Regions from separate parts of the Mus musculus genome. Here region 2 is linked to region 1. A link is a loop called in an ENCODE intact Hi-C map of the cell type or tissue named here. Cell type or tissue: left cerebral cortex. All regions are shown on one strand. Links, peaks and the distances in the headings refer to the core of each region. The heading gives the core; the rest is flanking DNA.

Region 1 (8,210 bases), core at 1,094-6,093:
TTTCATGCAGTAGCTATGCTTTTAGAGGTACTATTGTTTAAGCCAGAGCAGCATAAAGCAAGTAAGTTAAGTTCAATTCCAAGAACTCTTACATAGTAATGGCCACTAGCTGTGGAGACCAAAAATCATGGGGACAGCATTAAAGGGACTAAAGATGAGAAAATATAAAAGTAGATAAGCCTGAGGTATTTGGGCTGCCACATTCCCGAGTTTATGATTTCCTCTAAGATTGTATAATGTTTAAAGTCTTAGACTAGAGAAAAATAGATCATCTATAGAGTAGAGATTTCAGAAGTACCCATACTCATGATCAGTAAATACTGTATAAATGTATGAAATTTTCAAAATTAAAAAAATTATTCATAAAAGAATGATTAGCCTAGAAAGGAAAAGGCTCTGCCCTTTCCACAACGGAAGTGGTTCAGTTTAGTCAGTCTGTCACGAAGACCCTGGTTGGCCCTGCTGGGGAATAGTGTTAAATCAGCGACTCAGTGCTGATTCCTTCTGATGGAAACTTTCAATTAGCAGCCATAGTCAGGTCAGCCTCATGTGGTTGGGTCGAAGCCTAAGTCCCTTTGTGATTAGCTTCAATGGTCAACTTGACATGATCTAGAGTCTAGTTTCAGTGAGGAACCTTCTAGATCCGGTTGACCTGCAGACATGTCTTGGGAGGTGGGGGTATCTTGATTAATTTATGTGGAAGACCAAGCTCGTCACAGATGTCTCTGGGTTTGGGTCCTGGAGTATGTAAGAATGAATGGAGAGTAAGAACGGAATGCTAAGTATGCATGTGTGTATTAATTCTCAGCTTTCCTCTGACAGTGGAAGTTTCTGCTTCAAGTTCCTGTCTTGACTTTCCCACAATGATGGACTGCAATGTGGGATTGTAAGCCAAACAAACCCTTTCTCAAAACAAAATAAACAAATTTAAAAAAAAAATTATCCAGTCTATCCATCCATGGGCCTTGGAAGATGATTCTGTGGATAAAATGATTCCCTTGACAATGTGAGGGTCAGAGTTCAGATCTCCAGCCACCATGTAAATCCCAGGTGTGTGTGGCACTCCGTGGGCAAATCTAGTGCTGAGAAGGCAGAAATGAGCATCTCCCTGAGCAAACTGGCAAATTATATCAGCTATGGCAGTAAGCTTTGGTTCATTTGAGATGGCCTCAATAAATGAGGAAAAGAGCAGTCCATCTCAACATCAGCCTCCACACTCACATGTCCAAATATATCTGCATACCCACAGATGTGCAGACACATATTAGTGCAATATGTGTGTATATATATACATATATAATGTATATATGATGTATGCCATATGCATATATATATAATAATGATACAATATATGATGCAATGCCTCTACCTCCTGAGTGCTGAGATTAAAGACGTGTACACACACCACCATGCCTGGCTTCTAAATTATTTCTTAAACTCAAATGATTTCTGCAAACTATGAAATATATTTTAATAAGAAAATTCCATTAAATACACATATGGATATACACATATATACATATATTCATATATGCAAAAATACACATGTTCACATATGCATATATTCATAAAAGGGTTCATAAAAGGGTTGTACTGACGGTCAAGGTATACTGTGTGTAAAATAGCTAGTGTATTATCAGTGGGGAAAAGCAGAAAAGAATAAGTAGATCTCACATATTTTCTCAGAAAATAATATATTTGCTCATATGTATGCAAATATGTATAAATAGATAGAAAATTGACTGGAAAATATACACCACAGTAAAAGTTATTATTATGGGTGAGGAGAATGAGATTTGAGTAAAACTTACTTTTTATCTTTTTCCTATATTGTTTAATATTTTAATGCCGGGAGTTCATTCCAGTAAAACAAGCATACAAGAAATAAAATGCTTGAGTGATATAATACTATATCAATTTATCATTTCTGCATAATGTGTAGATGTAGTTCTCTCTGAATTATTCTTTATTTCTTTTTCCACGACAGGATTTCTTTGTGTAACAGCATGAGCTGTTCTGGAACTCACTCTGTAGACCAAGTTGGCCTTGAACCTTTGCCTCTGCCTCCTGAGTGCTGAGATTAAAGGCATACACCACCATGCCCAGCTTCTAACTTATTTTTTAAACTCAAATGATTTCTGCAAATATGCCCTTAGCTTGGCACTATTGCACCACACCTGCTGAGGGCACAAATTGTACACACCAAATGGCGTGAACAATCTAATGTTGTTCCACTAGACAAAGAAATCTGTGTGGCATCTGGAGTTATCACACTGAAGATGTCTTCATTAGTTTGATTGATAAGTGACTTGGTAGCCCCAGTTCTGCAATGTGAGCATCTGTGTGCTCCCTGTGTCTTTCCAAATAGAAGCTCTTCACCCTAAAACCAGAAGCGCTGCGCTGTATTTAGACACACCCTTCTAATATTTAGATGTCTAATCAGGCCTTAGTCATTTGGTTAAGTTGGTTGTTTGGTTGGTTGGTTGATTGGCTGCGTTTGGTTTGGTTGGATTTTCAAGACAGAGTTTCTCTGTGTACCTTTGACTGCCCTAGAACTTGCTCTGTAGACCAGGCTGGCCTTGAACTCACAGAGATCCACGTGCCTCTGCCTCTCAAGTCCTGGGATTAGAGGTGTGTGCCACCATTGTGTCAGCTCAGGCTTTCTAATTATATTCATTTGGATCAGTTACTAAACTTTCCTAATGTTTTTTTTTTCTTTAAACTACAAAGAACAGCCACACTTTGCCTCAGTTGGTATGAAGAGCAAATAAGGTCACATGTGAAGACATTTTCTTTCATGTGAAAAGCACTCTATAAAATCAACTATTATGGATGGGATTTTTCCTGATGGAATTATGTGAGAATATTAAAGCAAAGACCCTAAGGAGATTTGCCAATATAAAGCTTTTTAAAAATGCAACATATATGTTATTCCCTGTATGGCTGTATAAAATAGTCATTCTGTCCCCTTTCCTATTGTTACTAATTAGCATGTAAACTACTGTATACACTCAGCATCATTTTGTGTCATTTTAAGCAAAATTCACTATATTTAAGGAAGATTCTGAATTTCCAAACTTTTCTTCACCTGATTGACTAGAATATAATATCATACCACAAGGGGTCAGTATTTCTTTTTGAAATTCCTCGGCCCTAAGCCCTCAATATGCTGGGATAAAGCGATGCGGCATCCCTTCTCAGGTCTAGATTCCAGGGACTTAGCATCCATGTCAAGACCAGCTCACAACCACTGGGGTGGGGGATCATGGCATTACACCTCTGAAAACACTCAAATAATTCCCCAAACAAGGTCACCGGGTAAAACGGCTGGAGGGATGTATTGTTGCCAACAGAATGGAAAAACAAAACAAAACAAAACAAAACAAATACATGGTTCTGGCTCTGGTTACCAAAGCTGTCTTGGTGTTATAAGCAGGTCAGAGAACACATTGCTGTTGTAACAACAGCAGCAATTAGTGGGTGTGAGAGAAACAAGACTAAGTGTTACTTCACCACCCTAATAGGGTCCATTTGGGAAATGTCAAGTAAAGAAAATCGTTGTCTCCTTGGAAACAGACAGCAGGAATCCTTTCCCAAGTGCTCCCCACTCCATGCTTACAGTACTGACTTATAGGAACTTCAGTTTAAAAGTACAGATGCAATAGATATATAACTCCATAGTTCTTTATATGATGGTGCTAATGACTTCTTATTCAGGGGTCAATTCAGAGGTCAGTAGGGATACCCGCTCTAAGGCTGAAAGAGTAAATACAGAAGACATAGCAGCAGCATGAGTCAAGCCTATCAATAACAGAAATGAGACAAAGCATAAGTCAGAGGGCAAAGTAGACTAACCTCCTTGGGGAAATGACATTCTCCCTTTGCCAAACACATTAAGTCACAGTTAGCTCATTATTTACACCTAGATAGGTTGTAGTCCTGAAACGCAATTAGATAAACAGCGAGGGCTGAGATGGAGCCAAAATTAAACTCCAAAAGACTAAGTCCAGAGCCAGGGCAACATCTGCAAGCAGGGTCCACTGCTCCCTGCAGGGCTAGGTCTAGACTACAATTCAAGATGCATGTTCAAATATTCCACAACTATTGCCCTAGGGCTGGGGAAACTGCATGGTTTGAGGGGGGAAGGGGGGTCTCAAGATCCTCTACACTCTAACCCAGCTTCTACCACCTCCAAAGGAAGGGAACTTGACTGAAAACTATGGAAGACTATTTCATTTTATAATCTAGGAAAACATTGAGAAAGCTCTATCAGTTTGATGCAAAGTCTATTTTTAGATACCTTCTATCCATGGCTGCTTGTTTCTCAAAGACATGCAGGAAACCACAGGTGTTTAAATTAATTTTTTTTTGTTCATGTGTTGGTTTGGATGGTTGAGACAGAGTCTTACTATGTAGCCATGGCTGTTCTGGAACTCACTGTGTAAGCCATGCTGACCTCAAACTTACAGAGATCTGGCATTAAATTCGGAGTTTTGCGTGGAGAGCTTTTGGGGGCCCACTTGGCAGGAAATTGACATTGGGCCAGGACAAGGAAATGGACTTCAGGCAGGAATTTGACATTGGGCCAGGACAGGGAAGTAAGATCAGGCAGGAATCTGATTTTAGCCTAGAACAAAGAAGTAGGCTTCAGGTAAGAATATGACTTTGGGTTATGACAGGAAAGTAGGCTCAGATAGCTTGATAAGTAAGCCCTTAGAAGCAATGATCGCTGGACTTTGTTTATTGTCTTGTTTGTTCCTTGACTATTTGTGTTTATTACCTTGCTTGTTCCTTAACCTAGAACTGAACTTATTACGATCATGTATCAAAATGGTATAAAAGCATACTAGGGAAAAATAAACCTGCTTCAGCCTCAGAACTGGTTAGGGTCAGTTCTAGCTGCTCCAATCTTTATTACATAGAGAAAGAAAAGGCTTCTACCCTTTTAATGCTAAGTGAATTAAACCCATGTTTGAAAGAAAAAAAGCTTTGTTTATTTTAATAAAACTAAACCTGCCTTGTCCTTATCATAGGACCTGTTCTGTCCCATGGTAAGGAGAAGCCTGCCTGCTCCTTCGGCTCTGTGACATCTTTTTTCCTCTTTCCCTCTGCATTCTGAACTTTGCTCTCTTAGTATTTTATGTTACCTATAATTTCTAAGTTATTCCACTCTGCATTTTCCTTCTAATCTAAAAAGTGTTCTGTCTTAAAACTTCTCCTCAGCTCAGTTCTTCTCACCTCCGCTCCCCTCATCTCAGTTCCTCAAATCTGACTCTTCTCTTTGTCCTCAGCCCTTAAACATCATTCAGAATGCGTGATCACATGTTAAAAAGTTCTTCAAAAGTTCACACAGAAAATCAAATCATAAATTGAAATAGAAGTTTACACCAGAGAATGTTTGCATGCATATCCATTAGGAGTAATTATCTGGCTAAACACCCATCACTTGTCTCAGCTCCACAGGTTCACTGAAGGTTTAAAACCATAACTAAGTTATAAGTGAAGTTTTTTTTTTTCCATTTTTTATTAGGTATTTAACTCATTTACATTTCCAATGCTATACCAAAAGTCCCCCATATCCACCCACCCCCACTCCCCTGCCCACCCACTCCCCCTTTTTGGCCCTGGTATTCCCCTGTACTGGGGCATATAAAGTTTGCAAGTCCAATGGGCCTCTCTTTCCAGTGATGGCCGACTAGGCCATCTTTTGATATATATGCAGCTAGAGTCAAGAGCTCCGGGGTACTGGTTAGCTCATAATGTTGTTCCACCTATAGGGTTGCAGATCCCTTTAGCTCCTTGGCTACTTTCTCTAGCTCCTCCATTGGGAGCCCTATGATCCATCCATTAGCTGACTGTGAGCATCCACTTCTGTGTTTGCTGGGCCCCGGCATAGTCTCACAAGAGACAGCTACATCTGCGTCCTTTCAATAAAATCTTGCTAGTGTATGCAATGGTGTCAGCGTTTGGATGCTGATTATGGGGTGGATCCCTGGCTATGGCAGTCTCTACATGGTCCATCCTTTCATCTCAGCTCCAAACTCCGTCTCTGTAACTCCTTCCATGGGTGTTTTGTTCCCAAATCTAAGGAGGGGCATAGTGTCCACACTTCAGTCTTCATTCTCCTTGAGTTTCATGTGTTTAGCAAATTATATCTTATATCTTGGGTATCCTAGGTTTGGGGCTAATATCCACTTATCAGTGAATACATATTGTGTGAGTTTCTTTGTGAATGTGTTACCTCACTCAGGATGATGCCCTCCAGGTCCATCCATTTGGCTAGGAATTTCATAAATTCATTCTTTTTAATAGCTGAGTAGTACTCCATTGTGTAGATGTACCACATTTTCTGTATCCATTCCTCTGTTGAGGGGCATCTAGGTTCTTTCCAGCTTCTGGCTATTATAAATAAGGCTGCTATGAACATAGTGGAGCATGTGTCCTTCTTACCTGTTGGGGCATCTTCTGGATATATGCCCAGGAGAGGTATTGCTGGATCCTCCGGTAGTACTATGTCCAGTTTTCTGAGGAACCGCCAGACTGATTTCCAGAGTGGTTGTACAAGCCTGCACTCCCACCAACAATGGAGGAGTGTTCCTCTTTCTCCACATCCTCGCCAGCATCTGCTGTCACCTGAATTTTTGATCTTAGCCATTCTGACTGGTGTGAGGTGGAATCTCAGGGTTGTTTTGATTTGCATTTCCCTGATGATTAAGGATGTTGAACATTTTTTCAAGTGCTTCTCTGCCATTCGGTATTCCTCAGGTGAGAATTCTTTGTTCAGTTCTGAGCCCCATTTTTTAATGGGGTTATTTGATTTTCTGAAGTCCACCTTCTTGAGTTCTTTATATATGTTGGATATTAGTCCCCTATCTGATTTAGGATAGGTAAAGATCCTTTCCCAATCTGTTGGTGGTCTTTTTGTCTTATTGACGGTGTCTTTTGCCTTGCAGAAACTTTGGAGTTTCATTAGGTCCCATTTGTCGATTCTCGATCTTACAGCACAAGCCATTGCTGTTCTGTTCAGGAATTTTTCCCCTGTGCCCATATCTTCAAGGCTTTTCCCCACTTTCTCCTCTATAAGTTTCAGTGTCTCTGGTTTTATGTGAAGTTCCTTGATCCACTTAGATTTGACCTTAGTACAAGGAGATAAGTATGGATCGATTCGCATTCTTCTACACGATAACAACCAGTTGTGCCAGCACCAATTGTTGAAAATGCTGTCTTTCTTCCACTGGATGGTTTTAGCTCCCTTGTCGAAGATCAAGTGACCATAGGTGTGTGGGTTCATTTCTGGATCTTCAATTCTATTCCATTGGTCTACTTGTCTGTCTCTATACCAGTACCATGCAGTTTTTATCACAATTGCTCTGTAGTAAAGCTTTAGGTCTGGCATGGTGATTCCGCCAGAAGTTCTTTTATCCTTGAGAAGACTTTTTGCTATCCTAGGTTTTTTGTTATTCCAGACAAATTTGCAAATTGCTCCTTCCAATTCGTTGAAGAATTGAGTTGGAATTTTGATGGGGATTGCATTGAATCTGTAGATTGCTTTTGGCAAGATAGCCATTTTTACAATGTTGATCCTGCCAATCCATGAGCATGGGAGATCTTTCCATCTTCTGAGATCTTCTTTAATTTCTTTCTTCAGAGATTTGAAGTTTTTATCATACAGATCTTTCACCTCCTTAGTTAGAGTCACGCCAAGATATTTTATATTATTTGTGACTATTGAGAAGGGTGTTGTTTCCCTAATTTCTTTCTCAGCCTGTTTATTCTTTGTATAGAGAAAGGCCATTGACTTGTTTGAGTTTATTTTATATCCAGCTACTTCACCGAAGCTGTTTATCAGGTTTAGGAGTTCTCTGGTAGAATTTTTAGGGTCACTTATATATACTATCATATCATCTGCAAAAAGTGATATTTTGACTTCCTCTTTTCCAATTTGTATCCCCTTGATCTCCTTTTGTTGTCGAATTGCTCTGGCTAATACTTCAAGTACTATGTTGAAAAGGTAGGGAGAAAGTGGGCAGCCTTGTCTAGTCCCTGATTTTAGTGGGATTGCTTCCAGCTTCTCTCCATTTACTTTGATGTTGGCTACTGGTTTGCTGTAGATTGCTTTTATCATGTTTAGGTATGGGCCTTGAATTCCTGATCTTTCCAAAACTTTTATCATGAATGGGTGTTGGATCTTGTCAAATGCTTTTTCTGCA
Region 2 (8,210 bases), core at 1,888-6,887, 670 kb after region 1:
ATAATTAAATAATTTCAATTTAATTTTATTATAGTTTATTATAGTAAAATAATTTACTAATAAATAAATAAATGATTATATTTATAATACATTTATATTACAATACAAATTGACTTTTGAAGTTACTTTTAAAAACACTCCTGAGTATGGTCAGAAGACACTAGTTTTAAAAAAATGAAAGAAAGAAAGAAAGAAAGAAAGAAAGAAAGAAAGAAAGAGAGAGAAGGAGGGGGAGGGAGAGAGAGAGAGAGAGAGAGAGAGAGAGAGAGAGAGAGAGAGAGGAAGGAAGGAAGGAAGGAAGGAAGGAAGGAAGGAAGGAAGGAAGGAGAAAAAAATCACCAAAGACAAAGTGATAGTTTTTGTAATTTGCACAGACCAAGCCATTAGGAAAAAAGATATCACAGTGGGGAAGTGACAAAAGATAAAGACAGGAAAGCCACCGGAGAATAATTACAAATGGCCATAAATGATGAGAGGGCTCCCAGTTGGTGCAACCCAAACCCAAACTGCCAAAGCCAAGAATTCATCATGCAAAATTTGCTAACACACCTTGAAACAAGGGCCTTCAGTGCTATAAAGTACTATAAATAGGAATGTAGATTAATACAGTGAGACTTAAGGTAAAACTTGCAATAGACATCAAATGTTTTTGAATAGCCAATTCTACTTCTATGCTTTGGAATTTTGTCTTACAGAAACAACTAGCAAAACTGAGCAAGTGTGTGTGTGTGTGTGTGTGTGTGTGTGTGTGTGTACCAAAATAACACTATTTGGCATTTCATAAAAAATGCTACAGTATGATCCAGTAATAATTACAACATGATCCAGTAATCTAACAAGCTCATAGCCCCCAAAACTGAAAGTGGGGACTTTTAGTTTGAATGTGAAATGTCCCACATAGGGTCACGTGTTTGAACATGGAGTCCCCAACTGATAATGACTTATGGGGAGCTTATGGAACCTTACCTTGCCGAGAGAGTATGATACCGAGGGTCGTCTTTGAGGTTGATAGCTTCTCTCTCTCTCTCTCTTTCTCATTCTCTCTCTCTCTCTCTCTCTCTCTCTCTCTCTACCTCATGCTCCATCCTCCACACCTTCCCCACATGGTGGACTTTATTCTATCTGGAACAATAAGCCAAAACAAACCTTCACCCCTAACAGTTGCTTCTTGTCAGGGAATCCTATCACAGTGACACGAAAGTAGCTTATATGGGCTCAGAAACACACCGTGCCTCCATGTGCATAGTGGCAGGATTTACAATAACCACAAAGCTAACATTCACTGTTGTACAGCCATCACCACTATCTCTATTCAGGGGTTTTTCATCTTTACCAAATGACATTCTGTATGCTTTAAACACTAACTCATCTCTCCTCCTGCACCATCACTGGGAAAACATAGCTCTACCTTCTAGTACTATGACTTGGGCTACTTTAGGAACTTTATAGGAACAGATTCAAACAATACTCTTGTTCCTTAACACATGATGCCTTGAAGGTCATCAGTGTTGTTGTGTGTATATGTCCTTCCATTTAAGGCCAAATAATCGTTCACTTCTGTATGGGCCACATTCATTTAATTATGTATGTATTAATAGATACACAGGTGGCTCACCTCCATCTATTTCACTGAGCGTTCCTTTGAAGACCCAAGACAAGACTCTTCTGAGTGTAACAGCCGACAACTGCTGTCCCTTACATTCTCACTTTTTTTTTAGATTTATTTATTATTATATGTAACTACACTGTAGCTGTCTTCAGATGCACCAGAAGATGGCATCAGATCTCATCATGGGTGGTTGTGTGCCACCATGTGGTTGCTGGGAATTGAACTCAGGACCTTCGGAAGAGCAGTCAGTGCTCTTACCCGCTGAGCCACCTCTCCAGCCCACATTCTCACTTTTTTATTCAACCATGGATTAAGTTATTCTTCTGAATAAAAACTAACCTTAATCCAGGATGAATTTTCAGGTCAACCGTTAAAACAACAAAAATATTCCCAACCTTTTATGTGATATAAATGATAGAAAAAGATACTCCCAACAGGGTAGGAGATGATTCCCTGTCTAAAACGTCTCTAAAGGAGCTAAACATAGATTCCCTTCATTTTTCTCCACTGTGGTATGGTCAACTGTGCTGGCTAGTTTTGTGTCAACTTGACACAGCTGGAGTTATCACAGAGAAAGGAGCTTCAGTTGAGGAAATGCCTCCGTGAGATCCAACTGTAAGGCATTTTCTCAATTAGTGATCAAGGGGGAAAGGCCCCTTGTGGGTGGGACCATCTCTGGGCTTGGTTCTATAAGAGAGCAGACTGAGCAAGTCAGTAAAGAACATCCCTCCATGGCCTCTGCATCAACTCCTGCTTTCTGACCTGCTTGAGTTCCAGTCCTGACTTCCTTGGTGATGAACAGCAGTATGGAAGTGTAAGCCAAATTAAACTCTTTCCTCACCAACTTGTTCCTTGGTTATGATGTTTGTGCAGGAATAGAAACCCTGACTAAGACAGTCAACAATCTTTGCATTTTTGCAAAAGGAATTTGATTTCCTCTGGGACATCAAAGGGGAGCAAAACATGGTCTCTGCCTCATAGTTGAGGATTTCCAAGTCCAGCAACAAGGCCAGCCATGGCTCCGTTGGGCAGTAGGTTGTCCACAGGCAATGTAGACCTAGGATGTCTATCTGTACTGTGGAAAGATGCCCTCTGAGCATAAAGGCTGGTGCCATCTTCTCCAGTGCAGCTGTGACTGCCTGAAAGAGATCTTATTATCAGACATTAGACGTCTACTCATAGAAAGAGGGGGTAAAGGGGGGTCATCAGACGCTCCCCTCTTATCTCAGATACGCTCGGCACGTCCCCTCTAGCTATCTGTATTTCTGCCCCAGCTACACATGGTTTCAAGAAATGGTTGACTATACAGTAAACAGAGGGTTAACTGGTGAGGAATTTCATGTCCATGGCTATGGGAAAGTCGTCATCCATGCTGGAGTGAGAATTTTCCATAGCACAGCTGTCTGAGGGTCACCCACATGTCTATAAATAACCCCTTCCATGCTCAGAAAGCAAGCCAGATAAACCCCATTGTTCTCCAAGGTGGACTTGGGAAGGATTATTACTCTGTCCTGTCATCGGTGTTATATCTTAGTGGAGAGGTATGTTGGCATCTCCCCAAGAAAATTCTCCACGACTACCTGCAAATTCTTGTTGAACCTGTTTAATATACCTGTGACATGTTTTCTTAGTAACAACAGACCCACTTTAGGGCTCCCACAACCACAAATTGCCATCAATTCATGACTTTACTCTGCCTCCCTATGAATTCTGCATGATAAAAATCAACATTTAATTTTTCCCATGCCATTCACACTATAATTCATCCTTTGTGAGGCTTTAATTATGATGGCTGAGCGTTTCCTCAGGAGCTATGACATCAAAGAGCTGGATATGGTATTGGATATGACCTCTTGCTTGCTCTGCTAAGAGCACAAGGGAGTTCTAATTCTACCAGGTCTAATTCACCCTAGATTTGGAGTTTGAATTTAGATCATTTAATTATATTTATGAAATGAGGTGAGTTGGTAGCAAGAGTGGTTCTCTGCAGTTAGAAAGCCACCTTTTATCTCTTGGTTAAAAAGTAGGACAGTTCCTTGTTAATAATATTAGCAAGTGCTATTTATATCATGCTATACATTCCCAAGGAGAGACATCCTAATTTTGACTTCTAAGCAAGAGGCAATGGTTAACTCATTCTTATTCATAAATAGATTGAGAATGCAGCGGGCCAAATATTCAGGAAGGGAAAGTGTGTTCTAACCACTTTTATAAGAATCTAAATAGATTTAACCTAAGTTGCTAAGATACTTTCAGTCATGCTCCTTCTAGAAAGCATTGCCACAGATTTGTATTTCAGCCAAATATCACAGGCCTATGTGGAGGAGAGAAATATAAGGTTGGCGGTGAAATATTTATGCTCTGGAGTTGTTCCTGCCCCTTTATTTTCAGGCCCTTCTCTATGTATTTCTACCACAAATGTAAAACTAAAATTCTGGCACATCTCTCTACATTCGACTCTTCTGGTGAGATTTAAATTGCCCAAGCACTAAGTTGAAGGCTTCTAAGATATATCACAAGGCGTTTATAAATCTCATCATTTCAAAGGCAAGAGAATGATGTTTCTGTTCCTGGCTTGTTACTCACCTGAGGAAAAGGTTGCCCTGGAGGTAACAAGACTGCCTAACAGCCTCAGGGTTTGCATATATCAGAATAAACAACAATTTGCACATAAAATACGAAAGCAAATATTTCACAACAAGAGCTACTGGTTTTCTGCTGCCCAAGTCTATCTGTCTCTGGGTGAGAACTACTTAGGAGAGCTACTTCCTGCCACGTTCCTCAATGACTCTGAAGGGTTCCAGCATCGTCCTTCGATGTTTAGATAGAAGGAAGCCATATTTCAATTAGAAAAGATGGGAAATATTAGAACTCCTCAAACTAGACATTTCTCCATCTGACAACTCCTCAGAAAGCAGAAGGCCAAGGCACTCACAGCCTGCTCTGCTGCATCTTTCTCTTCCCAACGGAGGATCTTCCTTCTTCACTCTGCTTTCACAGAGATGCTCGTGAGAGTTGCAGGGCAGAAGAGGCAGTGAGCTCTGCTCCTTGCTGACCTCATGCCCAACCAAGGCCAGGAGGCTAGGCACTTCCCCGAGGAGAACGGTCTCTTTAAGGGTGGTTAGAACTCTTAGCTGCAGGAGGTGCTTTCAGTTGTGCATGCTTCCAAATTCCACAGGTTTGGAGTTTTTAAAACATATCATTGTTGTTGTTTAATTATGTTTTTGTACATACAGGTGAGGACATGCATGTTAGTATGATTGCCCAAGATGCCAGAGACCTCAGACGGATCCCCAGGATCAGGAGTTACAGGTGGTGGTGAGCCACATGACCAAGATGCTAGGAACTGAATGCAGGCCCTCTGACCACTGAGCCACCTCTCTACCCAGTTTAAGCTTTTAAACTGAGGGTTTCATCAAGAAGGTTAGAGCTTGTCAAACTTTCAAACAATCTTTATTAGACACCAAGAATTCAGCACCAAGTACAATGTTGTTTGTTTGTAGCTTGGCAGTTTTTCCTGTAGAGTCCCATATAAAGATGCTCCATTTTCTTTCCCCAATGACTCTTCTCAGTTCTTGCTCATCAGTTTGGCTTCCAATGTCCCAGCCCCCACCCTATCTATCCTAGAGTTATTTGAGTCCTCTATGTGATTTCTTTCTAGAATGCCTATTTCCTTCAGCCAATGGACTCTATAGCTACACATTAGCTTATGCTGTATAATATTCCTGGGGAATCCAGATAGAGCAATAACAGGCCAATGAAAAGACTGCACTCAATCCAGCTTGGTGAACAAATGGGTTCATTGGGTTTGTGTTCAGGAACATGTCTACAACTTACAACCTCCCCTCAGCTCTAGCAAGAAATAGGAAGAAGGGCTTGATTTGCCCTCTTTCTGGGTGGGATGCTGTCTCCATTCTGGCTTTTGTTAGCATTAGATTCCTTGGTTTTCATTAGAAAACATCAACTTCATCCCAACTGACTGATGAATGTGTCCTTCATCAGCATCGTTGATGATCCGTTTCTAAGCTATACCTCAGAGAACATAACCTTAAACTCTGCTCAAAACAAAACAAATATGGGGAGGATCTTGTTAAAACTCCAACATGGCCCTATATTCTATTTCTTTGGGACTTGACATTTCATTCATAAATCATTTCTCTTCTATTAGCTTGTGGCAATGAGTAAAATTATGGGCTTCTTACAGCATTTTCGCACATGCATGTGCATTGATTATATTCCCTTCTGTTTCTCACTTTCTCCTCCTTCCCCAAATTCCCTTCATTGTCCCTAATAGTCTTCCTTGGTCACCCTCCCACTTTTGTAACATTCCTTGCAACTCCAGACTTCAGATATGAGAGAAAACATGTAAGACTTGACTTTCTACATCTATGTGCCTTACTTGAGACGTTGACATCCAGTTATCAATTTTCTTGAAAAAGGCATGGTTTTGTTCAACTTCATGGTTGAATAATCATCCTTTGTGTATATGCACCACACCTTATCCATCCACCCATTCCTCTCATCATCCATCCATCCATCCATGTATTCCTTAGTGATTACTCTGACTGTCCAAGGTGGCTGCTGTGAATGGTGCTGTCATAAGCAGGGGTGTGCCAATACTTCTAATGTGTACTGACTTTGATTGGTATATCTGGATAACATAGGTCAGATTTTAGCCTTTTGAAGAACTTCCACACTGATGGTCATTGTACCTGACCAGTTTGTATTCCTACCAGCAGCCACGAGGGTTCTACTTTCCACACATCCTCACCAGCATTTGTCATTGGTTCTCTTGGTGAGAGCTATTCTGACTACTGTGAGCTGGAATGCGGTGGAGTTTGCTTCACATTTCCTAGGTGGGTAAAGAACATTTTTAAAACTGGCTCAGTTGTTATTTTTATTTCTTCCTTTGAACAGTGTCTGTTTGGTTCATTTGTCTGTTTATTGATCATTGTTCTCTCAAGGGTTACCTTTTCTGAGTTCTTTGTACATTCTGCATAATAATCCCCTGGGGGGGGGGGGACAGCAAACAGCTCAGAGGCTTCCTACCATTCTAAAGGCTTTGTCTTTAATTCCAGTACTTTTCCCTTTGCTCTGTAGAAGCGTTTTAATTTCATACAGTCCTGCTCATTTGTTATTGCTAGTGTGTCCTGTGCTACTGGGATAAAGTCTAGAAAGACATCATCCATGCTGTGTCTTGAGCTATTTTTCTTCTTTTCTCCTAATACCTCATTTCTGCATTTTTTGATCCATTTAGCATGGTCTTGTTGTTATTTTGGCCTTTAATTTTTTACACTAAAATATTTTTCCATTTATTTATTCAATTTGCATCCCTATCACAGTGACCCCTCCACCCAGTCTCCCCTCCCCCAGCCCCTCTACCCATCCCTACTCTCCTTTGCCTCTGAGAAGGGAAAGATCCTTCCCAGAAAACTAACCCACCCTGGTACTCAAGTCACTGCAGGTCTAGGTGCATCTTCTCCCACTGAGGCCAGACAAGGCAGCCCAGTTAGAGGAACAGGATCCACAGGCAGGCAACAGAGTCAGGGTAAGCCCCCTCAGCCCGTTCCAGTTGTTGGGGGGCCTGCATGAAAGCCAACCTGTACATCTGCTACATATGTCTCCACTCAGACATTAAGCTCGACCCCACAACTGCATTATTGAGCTCCTTATAAGGGCATGCATCTGTACACATAACCACCAGCAAGCACTAAAAAGCCAAATGTGCCACCCCTGTGTACATTCAGATGCTGCAGGGAGTGTTTTCACCACTTGACTGCATCTTAGGAGGAAATTTCTCCTGGCCAAAACCCACCATTATTCTTCTAAACAATAAGTCTTTAAAAAAAACTCATGTGCACTGTAATTTACACTGCCAACTTACAAATTATGGAGCAAACACAACCTGTCTAAGCTTCTGTGAAACCATGGGCAAATATATGGCATCTCTCTCGAAAGGGTCCAGGTGTGTGCAAGATGTGTTGGTCCCTGGGTTTCCCTTAAGACGAGTCCCTTGCAATATTTGTTCAATATTTTATGTTCCTTCAAAGTGTTCTAGAATAACAATAACATATATATATGGATTTGTAAAAAGTAGTTAGGAACGAAGGAAAGAAAGAAAGCAAGAAGATAGAAATTAATGCATACATGCATTTAGGCAAGAAGGAAGGGAGGGAGAGGAAGGGCGGAAGGAGGGAGGGAGAAGAGAGAGGGAGGGAGGGAAGGAAGGAAGAGAAGGAGGAAGGAATCAGAGAGAACTGAAGGCTATGATTTCTAAACAATCGAATATGGAGAAATGTTTTCTTTCTCTGTTTTCCTAGAACAATGCACTGGAATTTAAACAGAGCTGGAATAATGAAAACACAGCAATGAAGGCTGTTTTCCGACTTCTTGGTTTTAAGAAGTATTGTCAGAGTTCTAAGGCTGAGTACACATGTACCTTTGAGAAAACCCAGTGTGGGAAAACACGCCAATGCCATTGATGGACCGTCAGGGGCGGAGGAGAAAATGATGGCTTAGTAACTGTTCTATTGCTGTGAAGAGACATCATTACCAAGACAATGCTTATAAGAGAAAGCACTTAATTGAGGGCCTGCTTACA

The links. A loop is a pair of places that touch in the nucleus more often than their neighbours do. Peaks named below come from ENCODE experiments on the same cell type or tissue, not always from the same donor. Only the 100,000 strongest peaks of a DNase experiment are listed, where the experiment ranks them.
Region 2: a loop joins it to region 1, with 6 times the contacts of the local background. A loop is called at or near these places in 2 of 42 quality-filtered maps.

The regions. Positions count from the first base shown.
Region 1 is chr2:78,017,067-78,025,276 of GRCm38, reverse strand. No RefSeq gene overlaps it. Among named protein-coding and RNA genes, the nearest start is that of 4930440I19Rik, 30 kb to the left of the region's middle. In left cerebral cortex, for the core only: a CTCF peak has its summit at 3,099 (motif pointing right); a DNase peak (open chromatin) is centred at 3,251.
Region 2 is chr2:77,347,236-77,355,445 of GRCm38, reverse strand. No RefSeq gene overlaps it. Among named protein-coding and RNA genes, the nearest start is that of Gm35317, 27 kb to the right of the region's middle. In left cerebral cortex, for the core only: no CTCF peak of the experiment used is centred there; a DNase peak (open chromatin) is centred at 3,995.